2 separate regions of the Homo sapiens genome follow, and region 2 is linked to region 1. A link is a contact called in ENCODE POLR2A ChIA-PET data. All regions are on one chromosome and are shown on one strand. The core of a region is the stretch at or near the end of the contact, and the rest is flanking DNA. Distances in the headings are between cores, read along the strand shown.

Region 1 (3,378 bases), core at 286-2,785:
AGGCAGAAGGAGGCCCGCAAGAGAACAGAGAGCTCCAAGCCCCCACCCCACAGGTGTTTACAGTCAGCAGAGACTGTTTGGAGTTCAAACCCTCCACATATCTGCACTAGGAGCCTCCCCAGGCCACCAGGCAGGGTGGGGCAGGGCACGGTCATCAAAGCTAAAACCAGACCTAACCACGGAGGCGGAAATCAGACCAGGCCAGGCCAGTCCACGGAGGCTGAGACTGGGCCAGAACTTAACTCGTCGGACCCACATTCCTGGGCCTAGCCCTAGCCCAAGTGCCATTCTCCCAGGGAGACCAATTGTCACTAAATTGGACGCCCAGGACCTGTCAAGGCCCAATTTCAAAAGCAGGGTGCCACCAAGAACCCTAGAAGGCCCCTTCTCCAAGCCCAGGGAAGCCCCTCCCAACTTCAGGCCTCAGGGAGGGAAAGGAAGGTCATTCATTCACCCCTCCATTCATTAGGACCACAACTGGAAGCCTCAGTCCTGAGGGCAACGACTGGATCCCATAAACTCGGACACCCATGCCACCCTCTCACCCACCTCAGAGCACAGACCCTCTGCAAGCTACACAGCCCCGCCAGCGCCGATGCTGCTGTCTCCCCGCTCCCTCCACTTCCACACACTCCCACCCGGGTCTCCGCGGGCTCTCCGAACCAAGCCCTCAGCCCAGCTTTCCCAAACAGCCCACACAGCGACACGGGTATTGGGCAACTGTAACCAGCTCCAACCGGAAGTACCTGCCTGTGGGTGAGACCCACCTGACCCTCGGGGCCGGCCGCCATAAGGGCGAGGGCTGAGGACCTCCCGTGGGGGACATGGGCTCCCCACCAGCCGGAAAGCTCCAGCGACCGGCTGGGCGTTCCTGGGCCGGACCCGCGCCGCCGCCCGCGCACTGGGGCCTTCGAGGTGTGATGTCACCTGCCCGCAGAATCGGCCCCCCTCGCGCCGCCCCCCTCGCGCCCCCACCCCAGCCTCCCTCTCGCCGCTCCCGGGGCTAATATGGCAGCGGCGCCGCCGCCCCACCCCCGCAACCGCACGACCCGGCTGGCAGGGCCGCCGGCCCGGACCCCCGAGACTCACACCCCGGCCAGGCCCGCACGCCCTGCGCCCCGGACCCCCGGCGGCTCCCCGCAGCCCTCGGGGCGCCGACCCCCGCCCGCTGTCACACGAGGCCCGGGCGCCCCCGACAGCTCGGGATTACGTCAGAGTGACGTCACACACCGGACCCCGGCGAGCTGCGGGCATGAGCAACGCGCGCGCCCCCGCCCCCGAGTCCCTCCCGCCGCCGCGCTCACCGCTGAAGACCATGGCGGCCGAGGCGCCCATGACGGCGAAAAACGAAGCATACTCGGGGCCGCTCTTGGACTCGGACATGTCTGCGGGTGGGGAGGGGGCAAGCTCTGCGGGCCGAGGCGGTGGCGGAGGCGGGGGCGAGGACGGGCCGGGCACGAAGGTTTGCGGGCGGGCGGCGGCGAAGGCGATCCGGCCCGTCAGCCGCTGCGCTCTAAATACCAGCACCGCAGAACAAAATGGCGGCCGCGGCCGCGTCACATGACCTGGGCCCCGCCCCTGCGAGCCGTACCACTTCGCACCGTGGGGGAGACGCGTCCCCGGGACGCCCGGCCGGCCCGTTGACCTCCCCCGGGCTGTGCCGCCCGCCCAGCGACCCGGCCCCGGCGCCCGGCCCCGCCCTGCCTCGGCCTCCGCGGGTGTTTCCGGGCGCCGCCGGCCTCTGGATCTCCGCAGCGTTGGACCGGTCTCGCGCCGGGGCGGGGCGGTGTGGTGTGTGCTTCATTAGCATACGGGGCGGGGCCTCGGACGCCCCGCCTCCTCTGCGGCTGCGCGTCGTCTGCAGGTGTTGGGTTCCCGGCGACGCTTTTCTTTGTACCCCTGGCGTGAAGCTGCAGGCCGTGGTTTCGCGGCCTTGCCCCCAAGACGGGGCCTCACCCCTCCGGGCGCTGGTCTTCCAGGATCTCCCTACCAATCCTGGGCGAGCTAAGGGTCCCAGCAGATGTGCGGCGCGCGGGCCTCCTCTGCCACAGCGTCCGGAAAAGCCCCCAGCCCACACCTGTGAAGTCCCAGCCCGTGGCTGCGGTCACCTCCCTCCACCCTGTCCCCAGTCTCCTCCAGACCCAGACCTACTGCCTCTGACCCAGCAGTTGGTGACTTCACCTCTCGCTTCGGAGAAAAAGGACCCCCTCCCCGCACCTGTCTCTGCCTTTGCATCAGGGACCCAAACATTAGTGGGGTGTGTCTCTGCCCCTCAAGATGTAGGCATGACTGGTGGAAGCCCTGTCGGAACTGCGACCTCTGGAGGCCCCCCGGGCTCTGCACGTTCTGGCGTCCTGGTCCTCCCACCTGTCCTTGCAGCCACCCACTCACGCAAAGCCTGCACCTTCAGGGCCATCTTTCTGTCTTTCTGGAGCAGTTGGAGCGGTTCCCGCAGCCGTGAAAGCAGCCCAGCCAGGGCTGGCGCTGCCCTACTGATCCTGTGTGGCAGTCCCTGGCACCCCCTCTGCCTGATCTCCATTCCCCCTTTCAGGGGCCCTGGGCAGCTGCCACCAGGCCTGAGTGTCCTTTGAGCTCTAAGGCCTCATCCTGGGTTAGAGCTCTCCCTGAGTAGCCTGGATGCTGGCTCATCACCTTCTCTATGTAGGCAATGGGGTCATGGCCCCTGGTCTGGCCCTCCTGCTGGACTCAGCCCCACCTTCCCCAGCAGGAGCCTCCCTCAAGCCCCTTCCCCAGGCTAGCCTGGGTCTGCCACTCTTGGAACTTGCAGCCCGTGAAAGTCCCTAAGTCTGTCCTGGTTCAAAGGAGAGGAGGCAACAGATACGGCCAGAGGCCCTTTCTGCTCCTCCCTCTTTCTTGCCCGGCCCTTGTTTCTGAGAAGACGAATCTTCACTCTGTCTCCACCTCCTCACCTGCCCTTCCCTCTCCAGCTCCTTGCCCTTGCCAAGGTCACTGGTGACCGCCATTTCTCTAAGCAGAAGGACATCTGTCAGGCTGTCCAAGTGGACCTCTGTGCTGCGTGGCCTGCCACCCTCTCCACACACTCTCCTCTCTCCTGCGGACTTCCTAAATCTCAGACGCCCTCATTCTTCCTGGAGTCACAAGGCCCTGTAGCCCCAATTTTGCTGCAGGTCCTGGCATACCCAGGGCTACCCCTAGCTCTGCCCTTCCCCTGCTTGATCCCATCCTTTCCCTGGCTTTGTCCCCCATCTTACGCCGTCTTGTCCCTCACCTGCACCATTCCAGCCCCGACCGCCCTCTGAGTGAGAGCAACACCAGTGCCTGCCCCCATAACTCCAAGCCCTCCAGGAAAGCCTAGGCCAGGAAGGCTGTGCCTGGGGCCGAATTCAGACCAAGGAA
Region 2 (3,900 bases), core at 1,242-3,741, about 87 Mb before region 1:
CAGGCTGGTCTCAATCTCTTGACCTCAGGTGATCCACCCGCCTCAGCCTCCCAGAGTGCTGAGAGCAGCATTCTTGATTAAAAAAAAAGTAAACAGCTGTGTCCTCACCCGCTGTGGTTTCTAACAGAAAGGTGTTACTAGTTTTAATCACGCCCAGGGTGTGGGAGAGAACTTGGGGTTCCTGGAGCCATTGGTGGCAGGACACCAGGCATGGTTGGTCCTCCCTACCTTGCCCTCTTGGCTTGTGGCTCCAGGGGAGTGGGGTAAGGGGTGCACTTGGCTGTAATTCCTGTCTCTAAATTGCAAATGAGTTTTTTTTGTTTTATTTTGAGACAGAGTCTCACTCTGTTGCCCAGGCTGGAGTGCAGTGGTGTGATCTCGGCTTACTGCAACCTCCACCTCCCAGGTTCAAGCGATTCTCCTGCTGCAGCCTCCCGAGTAGCTGGGATTATAGGCGTGTGCCACCATGCCTGGTTAATTTTTGTATTTTAGTAGAGATGGGGTTTCACCGTGTTGTCCAGGCTGGTCTTGAACTCCTGAGGTCAGGTGATCCACCTGCCTCGGCCTCCCAAAGTTCTGGGATTATAGACGTGAGACACTGCACCCGGCGCAAATGAGCTATTTGATACCAGAGGTTAAATTTTGAACGTCTAGACACATGTTTTAAAGATTTTTTAGGATTTTATTTCAGCTTGTACCCTAAACTTTAGGTCTTAGATTACCAAAGTACAATTATACAGATAGTTGACTTTTCTTTTTCAGTTTTTAAGATTCACTGAAATACTTTTTCCGTCATAAATTGATGCATTGTAAGTATGCCGTTCAGTGATTTTTAGTTAAGTTTGCTTACTAAAAGTAATTTGTGAAATGGGCCAGGTGCGGTGGCTCTAGCCTGTAATCCCAGCACTTTGGGAGGCCGAGGCTTGCAGATCACCTGAGGTCAGGAGTTTGAGACCAGCCTGGCCAACACTGCGAAATTCTGTCTCTACTAAAAATACAAAAATTAACCAGTCTTGATGGCATGTGCCTTTAGTAATCTTAGCTACTTGGGAGGCTGAGGTGTGAGGATTGCTTGAAAACTCGGGAGGCGGAGTCTGCAGTGAGCTGAGATCACACAACTGCACTCCTGCCTGGGCCTCAGAGTGAGGCTTCGTCTCAAAAAAAAAAAAAAAAAAGTAATTTGTGAAATCATCACCATAATCCAATTTTAGAAAATTTTTGGCACTTCAGTAAGATCCCTCCTGTCAATTCACAGTTAATCTGTTCACACCCCAGGCAGCCACTAATCTACTATCTGTCTCCATTGATTTGTCTTTACAGATAATTAACTTTTAAAACAAAAACCCGAAACACCCTTAAAACTATTAGCACTTGACCCACTTGTTAGGCTAGTCTGTAGAGATGTAGTTAGAATTCTGACATAGGCCAGGCATTGGCAAACTTTTTCTACAGAGGACCAAGTGGTAAAGAACTTTGCCAGCCATAGGTTTCTCTGTTGAAACTACTTAACTTTGCCATTGAAGCAAAAGCATGGCTGTGTATGGCTGTGTTCCAATAAAACTAAAACTTTACAGAAACAGTGCTTTGCTCACCTCTGATCACCCCGATCACCTCTGATTTAGGCCATAACTCTTAGCTGGGTGGTGAGCCAGCTGGTCTTCCCATGGAAACCAGGATTGGGCCACGTGGTCATTTACATTTTCATTAGTCATTTTCATGGCTGATGGAAGGCATATTTAGTTTCTGTGTGATATTAAATTGAACAAAATAGAATTTAGAATGTCTTGACAGGCCAGGCATGGTGGCTCACGCCTGTAATCCCGCCAGTTTTGGAGGCTGGGGTAGGAGGATTGCTTGAGGCGAGGAGTTAGAGACCAGCCTGGACACCATAGTGAGACCCTGTCTCTCTCTGTAAAATAGAATGTTTTGAGAATTTGGAGAAAGTAGGAGTTTAGGAATGTATGCATAGCGAAAGAGAATTTGGGAATGATAATCACAAGAAAGGCTTAGAGCTTGGGATTGTCAGCCCTCTTCTGCAATCAGTACTAAAACAAAGCGGGTCTAGAAGTTAAAACGAACTTTATACTTGCAAGTATTTGTTGAGGGTCACAGGAAAGTCCTAACTCCTTGTACACCGTCGGAGGGAGGCACAAGTTTGTCTTGAGGGCCCATTAGGGTGTTGCTGTCACTGTAAAAGCTGTTCTTCCAGCCAGGTATACTTCGTTGTATTCTTACATTCTGTCTCTGAGTCTTATGTTTTTGTTTGCTTTTTTACAAAATGGGGGGTGAATGTCTTAGGTACTTGAATTTTAAGTGAGTAGAAAGAATTGATGGCATATTTTCAGACAGCATCTGGCTCCCCGGTCTGAGCCAGCTCCATGCACAGGTCTTGATTTGGGTATGGAGGTTAAGAGGAAGTCAGGGTCAGAGTCAGAATCATGTACTCTCATCACTCAGGTTCTTCCCTGCAGCTGGAGCAGAGTGTGACACATTCAGTAACACAATTGTTTGCAAATCCTGAAGTCACTGGGTCTCTGAGAAACTGAGGGGAAAGAATGCCTTTTCCTGTTGTGAGATAAAGTGCTCCCCAGTGCTTAGGCAGGGCTCCCCTTGCTTAGGAAGGGCTCCCTCAGGGTGCTCAGTGAAGCAGGAGCTGGGACCTGTAGCCAGGACTGCATTCTTCAGTGTGGCTCTGCCTGTCTATGACTTTGATCATGTCACCTGCTTTCTGTTGCCAGTATGTGAGCACCTTACCTAGCTCACCAGGTTGGTATGCACACTTTTCTTTTTTTTGAGATGGAGTTTCGCTTTTGTTGCCCAGGCTGGAGTGCAGTGACACAATCTCGGCTCACTGCAACCTCCACCTCCCAGGTTCAAGTGATTCTCCTGCCTCAGCCTCCCGAGTAGCTGGGATTACAGGCATGTACCACCACGCCCTGGTAATTTTGTATTTTTAGTAGAGACGGGGTTTCTCCATGTTGGTCAGGCTGGTCTCGAACTCTCGACCTCAGGTGATCTGCCTGCCTCGGCCTCCCAAAGTGCTCGGATTACAGGCATGAGCCACCACGCCCGGCCTGCACACCCCCTTTCTAAGTATAGAAGAATGTGGAAGGGGTGTGTGGGTATAATTTAAAAAAAAAATAACGCATTTCCAGAGATCCTGGTTTAAATTTGCCCCATGATAGCTGCCTTCTCTCTCCATGTCTGTGTTTCTTTTTTTCTGAGACAGGGTCTCATTCTGTCACCCAGGATGGAATGCAGTGGTGGGATCACGGCTCACTGTAGCCTCGACCACCCCACCTCGAGTGATCCTCCCACCTCAGCCTCCAAGTAGTTGGGACTACAGGCATGCACCAACATTCCTCATGCCTGCAAATTTTTCTTTTTTTTTTTTTTTTTGTAGAGACTGGGTTTCACTGTGTTGGTTAGGCAGGTCTTAAATTCCTGGGCTCAAGCAATCCTCCGGCCTCAGCCTCCCAACATGCTGGGATTACAGGTGTGAGCCACCACACCTGGCCCATTTCCATTTCTGTGTTTCTATTCTTGCATTTTCTTTTTCATGTGTGATTTGAAGTAGCAAAGAATAAAAGAAGCTGCTTTATGATGGTTGATGGCTGCTACCAAGAACTAAATACAATGGTGATATGGGCAAGTAAAACATGAACAGATGCCAGGTCCGGGGCACTGCTTTGCTTGTGCTCATGGAGTGAGCCAGAGGTGGGTGGGGATAGAAAGAGCTCTCCTGCCCTGCCCGCATGCCGGGACTCACGTGCGCTCCGGTGGACGGGGCGGTGCTGGTGAGGGTTTTTCTAGGACTGCTAGTCCAGCACCGTCTCGTCTTGGACTTTGAAAATGATTTTAGGGTACTGTAAGGCCTCAGAAGCAGTTTAACTTTACTTT

What was found. ChIA-PET counts read pairs that join two places held with the same protein, here RNA polymerase II (POLR2A).
Region 2: POLR2A ChIA-PET joins it to region 1 with 10 read pairs in GM10248. The contact joins the enhancer-like site here to the promoter of ATP6V0C in region 1. POLR2A ChIA-PET finds 5 or more read pairs at or near these places in 2 of 52 experiments (GM10248 and naive thymus-derived CD4-positive, alpha-beta T cell).

The regions. Positions count from the first base shown.
Region 1 is chr16:2,512,109-2,515,486 of GRCh38, reverse strand. It overlaps ATP6V0C (ATPase H+ transporting V0 subunit c), which reads right to left and starts at 1,535. Exons shown (of 3, transcript NM_001694.4): 1 at 1,305-1,535. The coding sequence starts at 1,383. RefSeq lists silencers at 780-919, 1,340-1,819 and an enhancer at 2,725-3,019.
Region 2 is chr16:89,448,687-89,452,586 of GRCh38, reverse strand. All of the region lies in intron 1 of ANKRD11 (ankyrin repeat domain containing 11), which reads left to right. LOC101927817 (a long non-coding RNA gene) reads right to left here. Exons shown (of 3, transcript NR_110932.1): 2 at 1,593-1,743. Among named protein-coding and RNA genes, the nearest start is that of ANKRD11, 40 kb to the left of the region's middle. RefSeq lists a silencer at 2,447-2,526. Within about 2 kb of position 2,491, at least 2 of the 41 ENCODE cell types and tissues checked have a DNase peak (open chromatin) inside an H3K27ac peak, as active enhancers do.